Regions from separate parts of the Homo sapiens genome. Here region 1 is linked to region 2. A link is a contact called in ENCODE Hi-C or POLR2A ChIA-PET data. All regions are on one chromosome and are shown on one strand. The core of a region is the stretch at or near the end of the contact, and the rest is flanking DNA. Distances in the headings are between cores, read along the strand shown. Region 1 overlaps MYOM1 (myomesin 1). Region 2 has its middle 19 kb from the start of SMCHD1.

The links. A loop is a pair of places that touch in the nucleus more often than their neighbours do. ChIA-PET counts read pairs that join two places held with the same protein, here RNA polymerase II (POLR2A). Pooled maps may share reads with other maps.
Region 1: a loop to region 2 is called in a map of B cell, with 12 times the contacts of the local background. The contact joins two enhancer-like sites. A Hi-C loop is called at or near these places in 1 of 168 maps with a recorded cell type or tissue (B cell), 8 of 37 single-sample maps with no recorded cell type and 4 of 50 pooled maps. POLR2A ChIA-PET finds 5 or more read pairs at or near these places in 1 of 52 experiments (K562).

Annotation. Positions count from the first base shown.
Region 1 is chr18:3,176,594-3,180,412 of GRCh38, reverse strand. All of the region lies in intron 5 of MYOM1 (myomesin 1), which reads left to right. Among named protein-coding and RNA genes, the nearest start is that of MYOM1, 41 kb to the left of the region's middle. RefSeq lists enhancers at 2,084-2,473, 2,494-2,613. Within about 2 kb of position 2,317, at least 14 of the 41 ENCODE cell types and tissues checked have a DNase peak (open chromatin) inside an H3K27ac peak, as active enhancers do; they include B cell, where a contact is called at or near this core.
Region 2 is chr18:2,635,104-2,639,048 of GRCh38, reverse strand. No RefSeq gene overlaps it. Among named protein-coding and RNA genes, the nearest start is that of SMCHD1, 19 kb to the left of the region's middle. RefSeq lists enhancers at 1,714-1,763, 2,354-2,533. Within about 2 kb of position 2,233, at least 15 of the 41 ENCODE cell types and tissues checked have a DNase peak (open chromatin) inside an H3K27ac peak, as active enhancers do; they include B cell, where a contact is called at or near this core.

The sequences.
Region 1 (3,819 bases), core at 1,068-3,567, 540 kb before region 2:
CTTTCTGACTTAATCCTTGACCACCGCTTTAAATGAAGAATTTCTCACATTGGTATCTGGAGCTCCAGAGAAAAGACTACAAGCTCTGCAGTCAAAGTGATGTGTGGTGTGTGTGTATTTTAAACCCATTTCTCTTGCCATGTGGTGATAATAGAAAAGTTGTTAGCTGGGGAAAAGGTATTAGGGTGCTAAATTGAGTAGTAATGGAAAGAAAGGATGGTGAAGCAACTATGGGAGCTGCAAAATAGTTTTTTATTTTATTTTTAAAAATTCATTTTTTACAGTCATGGAGTCTTGCCATGTTACCCAGCTGGTCTCGAACTCCTGGCCTCAAACGATCCTCCTGCTTCAGCCTCCCAAAGTTCTGGGATTACAGGCATGAACTGCCACTGCTGACCTGCAGAATACTTTGTAATGAAAATTTTATAGAGATATGAGCAATACTTTTGATCCGAAGCCGAATTGAGTGTCACTGAGTCATTTGGTCAAACAGCACATGTCACAGCCGTTGGTATCACAGCGCTTTTCTTAGGCAAAGAGGAACCACTGAAAACCCTCCAGCACAAGAAAGAGCAGAGCCAGAGTGAGCTTGAGTCCAGTGTGAAATTACCTAAACCAATTATAGAAGAAGAGCATGCCAATTAACATGTTCTACCCTGTACTTCATCTAAACGGGGAATGCGGGAGATTAGAAGTGGCCAGTGGATTTCTTTTTCCAGGCCATCTCTGATCAGATAGTCCTGTCTGCTCGAGCCATGTTGAGACAGCTGTCTGAAGCTGCTGGCAGGAAATAGCACTGCATCAACTTGCAGGGTCTTCTGTGTTTGGAGAAGGTTATGTTGCTGCACCTGCCACACAGCTGCGATTCTTAAGCCAGTCCCACCCTCTCCATTTCACATCTGAGGGAACTGAGACTGTCAACTTACTTTCTTCGTGTGCATTTATTTAAAATCATCCAACTTTGGGAGGCTGAGGCAGGGGGATCGCTTGAGCCCAGGAATTTGAGACCAACTTGAGCAACATAGTGAGACCTCATCGCTATTTATTTAAAATAAAATCATCCATATCATGACATATATGCTTGTCAGAACTCTGTTCTCTCAGACAAAAAATTATGAAGCTACAATTAATCTATTGCATTACGTGCTAATTCTGTTCAACCAAATTTAACCAATTCTGAGCGCCTGCTGTTTGCCCATGACTCATTCTTCCTCAGGAGTAGGAATAGAAGTAAATGTGGATCAGGCCAGGCACAGTGGCTCATGGCTGTAATCCTAGCATTTTGGGAGGCCGAGGTGGGAGGATTGCTTGAGCCCAGGAGTTTAAGACCAGCATAGGCAACATAGCAAGAGCCTGTCTCTACAAAAAATAGAAAAAATTAGCTGAGTGTGGTGGTGCACACTTGTAGTCCCAGCTACTTGGTAGTCTGAGGTGGGAAGATTGCTCGAGCCTGGGAGGTGGAGGTTGCAGGGAGCTATAATCACACCATTGCACTCCAGCATGGGAGACAGAGCGAGACACTGTCTCAAAAAAAAAAAGTAAATGTGGATCAGACACAATCCCAACCTCAAAGGTTTGGCAACATAATAGAAGAGACACATATCCAACCATAATTTTGATAAATGTTATATTTAGTAACTTGAAGCAAGGAACCCTGATGCAGAGAGGCAGGAACGATTCATACTGTGTCATATTTTAGGGAAGAGTTTATTGAAGAAGTTGCATTTGATCTGAATCTTGAAGGATGAGTTCGGGTTCTGTTATATGGAGGAGAGTGTTTGTTTGTTTTAAGTGTAGAAAATGAATAACGTGCTTTAGGGACGGAGGGGTGTATGTGTATGTGAGAGAGAGAGCTGGGGAAAGGAAGGAGCTGACTGAAGCCAGTATTCTTCCTTCCTCTCCCTTTCCATCATGTTCCCTACTCCCAAACCTCCTTATGATCGTGTCCACAAGTCTGAAGAAATGAAATGCAGACAGAACAATTGGAAAATGGAAGCATCATGTGGGTCAGCAGCCAGGCTGCCGGTTCAAATCCCTCCTCTGCTGTTCCTGGCTGTGTGACTGGGCAAGTTCCTGAAACCCCCATGCCTTGGTTTCTTCATCTGGAAAATGAGGTTAAAAACAGCACTATCTCATACGGTGGTTGTGAGAACTGAACTTACCAATGTATGCATAAAGCGCTTAGAGCATTGCCTGGCTCATAGTCAATTCTCTGTGTCAGCTATGTTAATCAGGGTTATTGACGTCATCTGTGCGTGCGAAGTGGGCTGTCTGAAAGGGAAACAAGTGAAACCCAGTTCCTCTTTTGGGCAGAAAATGGTTTAAGTAGAAAAGCCTGGTCCAGCACCATAGCCACTGGCTACTGAGAACATGAGGAAGTGGTGAAGAATCCAGGCGCCACGTACAGACCCAGAAGACAGGGTCCCAGGGAGAGGCCCGCCTGCGTAGTCCACTCTCCGAGGGCTGTGAGGCTTAACCAGATATGGAACAGTCAGAAAAAGGGAGGCTTTCAGCTCTTACTTGTCAGAAGTTTCCTTTCATGATTTATATTATAAATTCTTCCAAGGCAAGAGCCATGTTTGTTTATGACATTGAATAAAACACTTAAATATAATGATCGTTCAATACAATGATATTGCAGGCCGAGCATAGTGGCTCACACCTGTAATCCCAGCACTTTGGGAGGTCAAGGCAGGTGGATGACCTGAGGTCAGGGGTTCGAGATCAGCCTGACCAACATGGTGAAACCCCATCTGTACTAAAAATACAAAAAACTAGCCAGGCGTAGTGGCCGGTGCCTGTAATCCCAGCTACTGGGGAGGCTGAGGCAGGAGAATCACTTGAACCCGGGAGGTGGAGTTTGCAGTGAGCCAAGATGATGCCATTGCACTCCAGCCTGGGCAACAAGAGTGAAACTCTGTCTCAAATAATAATAATAATAATAATAATAATAATAATAATAATAATGATATTGCTTCTAACAACATGCAAGAATGTTAGCAGGAAGAATGTTTTGCTCTCATCCTACACAGATAGCCAGCAATAAAACCCCCAACAGAAAGCCTTCCTCTCTGTTACATCAATAGTGGTCAACTTTTTAAAAAGCTTATTTATGTATTTATTTGTTTTATTTATTTTTAAAAAGCTTATTTGTTTGTTTGTTTTATTTATTTTAAGACACGGTCTCACTCTGTTGCCCAGGCTGGAGTGCAGTGGTGCGATCATAGCTCACTGCAGCCTCAGCCTCTCAGGCTCAAGCTATTCTCCCACTGCAGCCTCCAAAGTAGTTGGGACTACAGGTTTACACTCAGCTAATTTTTTGTAGTTTTTGTAGATTCAGGGTCTTGCTTATTGCCCAGGCTGGTCACAAACTCCTGGCCTCAAGTGATTCTTCCACTTCAGCCTCCCAAAGTGCTGGGATTACAGGAATTACATGCATAAGCCACCATGCCTGGCCTAAAACCTTTTAAATTATAATATAACATGCACACAAAAAGTGTGCATATTATATACTGCAAATTTTTTTTTTTCGAGATGGAGTCTCACTCCGTCGCCCAGGCTGGAGTGCAGTGGCACAATCTCAGCTCACTGCAACCTCCGCCTCCTGGGTTCAAACAATTCTTGTGCCTGAGCCTCCTGAGTAGCTGGGATTACAGGTGTGTGCTACCATGCCTGGCTAATTTTTAGTATTACTAGTAGAGATGGTATTTCACCACGTTGGCCAGGCTGGTCTCAAACTCCTGACCTCAAGTGATTTGCCCGCCTCGGCTTCCCAAAGACTGCACACTTTTACAAATGAATTGCTTTAGTGAATTTTTG
Region 2 (3,945 bases), core at 984-3,483:
ATGTGTAAGAATAACCTGTACTGTGTGTTTAAAATACAAATTCCTAGGTTCCACACCCAGATATTAATATTTTGAATCAGTCAAATATGAGACTGAGAATGTATATTTTTAACAACTTTCATGTGGTTCTGACAGAGATAGTTCAAACACCACATTTTGAGAAACACTGAACCAAATGGGACAAAAAAGGTGATGGATATAGAAAAGAATATATTGAAGCCAATCTGAAAAGGCTACATACTGAATGATGTCAAGTATATGACATTTCTGGAAAAGGCAAAACTATGGAGACAGGAAAATGATCAGTGGTTGCCCAAGGGCTGCGAAGAGGAGGGATGGGCAGGCAAAACACAGAGGATTTTTAGGGCAGTTAAATTATTCTGTCTGATACCATAGTGGTGAATACATGTCACTTATACATTTGTCCAAACCCAAAGAATGTGCAACATGAAGAGTGAACCCTTATGTAAACTACGGACATTCCGTGGTTATGATGTATCTGCATAGATTCCCTCATTGTAACACATGCTGCTCTCTGGTGGGCAATGTTGAAAACCAGGGAGCTGGCATGTGTGGGGGCAGGAGGTACCTTTCTTTCCATTTTGCTGTGAACCTAAAACTGTTCTAAAAACATAGTCTCTCGCTCTCTGTTTTTTTTTTTTTAGACGGAGTCTCGCTCTGTCGCCCAGGCTGGAGTGCAGTGGCTCCATCTCGGCTCACTGCAAGCTCCGCCTCCCGGGTTCACGCCATTCTCCTGCCTCAGCCTCCGGAGTAGCTGGGACTACAGGCGCCCGCCACCACGCCCGGCTAATTTTTGTATTTTTAGTAGAGACGGGGTTTCACCGTGTTAGCCAGGATGGTCTTTATCTCCTGACCTCGTGATCCACCTGCCTCGGCCTCCCAAAGTGCTGGGATTACAGGTGTGAGCCACCACGCCCGGGCTAAATTTCTGTTTCTTATCTAAGTTTCACTTTCTTTAGAGAGAAATAATCTCTTCTCTAAAACTATATTACTCATCCTCCCCTTACAAGGCAATTGGCCGGTTCTAGAGTTAGAATGCAGCATCCCCACACAAGATACACAGATCCTATAGCACACAGGTCATTAGCCATCCATAACCATATCAATTATGAAAAATAAGGACACTTTTTGTCACATTCCTCAAAATGTGTATTTTTCAGTTCTAAATATCCCTATTAATAGTTAATTTAAGTCCGGGCACGATGGCTCACGCCTGTAATCTCAGCACTTCGGGAGGCTGAGGCGGGCAGATCACTTGAGGTCAGGAGTTTGAGACCAGTCTGGCCAACATGGCGAAACCCTGTCTCAACTAAAAATACAAAAATTAGGTGGGCGTGGTGGCACGCACCCGTAATGCCAGCTACTCGGGAGGCTGAGGCAGGAGAATCACTTGAACTGGGGAAGTGGAGGTTGCAGTGAGCTGAGATTGTGCCATTGCACTCCAGCCTGGGCGACAGAGGGAGACTCCTGGCAAAAAAAAAAAAAAAAAAAAAGGTTAATTCAAGCTGACACTTGCCAAGCCTGGGTCAGTTCCTCCTCACAGAATGTACTCTGGCTTGACGTGAATCTGACTTCTATAATTGCCCCCTGCTGTCCTGTGGTACATAACTCTTGATACTTCTGAGATGTGATTTAGAAAATGAATACTTCTCCAAAGGAAACAATAAATTTGCAGAGATAAAACTGCCTAAATCATGCTGAATATGTTGCACAAGGAGAACCAAGCCCTCCCCATTCCCAATCATATGTATAGGAAATGTAGACTTTTTCAAGGCAGTCAGCAGGAACAAAATATGCGCAAAGACTCTGTTTTCATGTTTTTGTACTTTAGTTTTGTATTAGATATTTCCTGCTTCTACAGCTGTTGGGTGTGTCCCTCCTCCTGTTCCGGTGATGTAAACCTAAAAAAAAAAAAAAAAAAAAAAGAAAGCTTCTCAAAAAAGAATAAAGAAGTAAACACACACACACACACACACACACACACACACACACAAACACTGAACATTTTAGATTCCCTGTTATGTCAACCCTTTTCATTTTAGAGAATGTTTTTGCCTCACATGTGCAAAACTAAATCTATCCAACCTTGTTGCTTTTTCAGAAGAAAAGGAAGTATACACTTGTGTATTGTCTCCAGCTTTGCTAGCCTAAGAGAAACTAACTGCTTGTAACTCAAAGCCAAATCCTCAAGGTGTTCTAGCTCAAAGCCAACCACAACAGGAAGGGGAAGTACACAATATCTTACACTTTATATAATTTTGCTGTTCTCTCCTCACGTCCCTACGTCTCTCACACATCTCTAAATCTTCTTACAGGGCACAGCATCCTTGGAAATGCAGGAAACAGCTTCTGGATATCTGATGCAGGGCTCCCCTTAGATTTTTCACAGCGGCCGAGCAGCCTCCTATCTCCATACAAGTCGAAGTCCCCATTTTCCTCTGCTGTGGTTGAAATTTTCACAGAGTGCTCCTCTGGAACTACAGTCCTACTGAGCCTTTTCTATGGCCTTCTATGCAGTTACTTTCCCCAAACAGGACCCTTAATTCTAATCAGAGCTTGAGAAACTCTGCCAGCAGTCAGACTGTGATAAACAATGTTTTCGACAGGACACAGAAAGGCCAACAGAACAATGTTTCTAACCAAACATAATTAATGCTGTACCGTAGTTGGAAAAAAAAAGACTAACCATTCCTTCTTAGAATCACCGAACAAAGGCCAAACCCTATAAAAAGCCCCTCCCTGGCTGGGCACGGTGGCTCACGCCTGTTATCTCAGCACTTTGGGAGGCCAAGGCGGGCAGATCACTTGAGGTCAGGAGTTTGAGACCAGCCTGACCACATGGTGAAATCCTGTCACTACGAAAAATACAAAAATTAGCTGGGCGTGGTGGCATGCACCTGTAATCCCAGCTACTCGGGAGGCTGAGGCAGGAGAATTGTTTGAACCTGGGAGGCGGAGGTTGCAGTGAACTGAGATCACGCCACTGCACTCCAGACTGGGCAACAGAGGGACTCCGTCTCGGGAAAAAAAAAAAAAAAGCCCCTCCTTGCTCCATGTTTCTGAGATATCCCATGACCAGTTCCTCCTCACTACAGCAAGTACAGTCATGCAACTATTTTCTGTAGGTAAGACCTGTGGTCTTTTCTTTGGTTGGTGAGCTTTAACTGGCTTTTATTATCTCTGGGTGGCATTTTCAATTCTCAGAGTGATTGTCCCATAGAATTGAAGTCTCCTAACCCTCCCTTCCCCTAGAAGCCGCATTCTAATCAGGGCTTGAGAAACTCTGCCAGCAGTTAGGCTGTGATAAACAATGTTTTCAACAGGACACAGAAAGGCCAACAGAACAATGTTTCTAACCAAACATAATTAATGCTAAACTATAGTATAGCATCCCCTGCCCCACCACACCACACCCTTGCTTACTATACCTACTTGATGGAACTCCCCAAGTTCCTTCTCTTTGCCCCAGGATAGAGGTTGCCTTAAGGAAAGACATCAGGATAATGCTGTTCTTGGCTCCCGGTTACCCAGTGACTCCTTCCTTTCCATGCACAGATTGAGAGCATCCACTGCCGGGCGACTTTTTTGTCTGTCCTACTCGTCACCCTCCATCAGGGGATTTTGGTGGAAGTGCCAGCCTTTCCCAGCCCTTTCCAGGCCTCTACAGCCAGTTCTGTTTCTAGCCTGACTCAGTTCCACATCTTTCCTCCCTCTCCTGAAAATGGACAATTTTGAGTAACCAACTGTTTGACTTCTCCATATCTCTCTTCCAGGATGTGAGGCATGAAGATGCGGGTGTGAGAGTAGATCTAAAATTCATTTTCAAGGATCCAAATAACTTGGCCCTTGACCCTCCTGGTGCCTAGAAAACCAACTCTCTCCAATAGACCTACTCTCATCTTCCCTACTCCAAAGCTGTCAGAT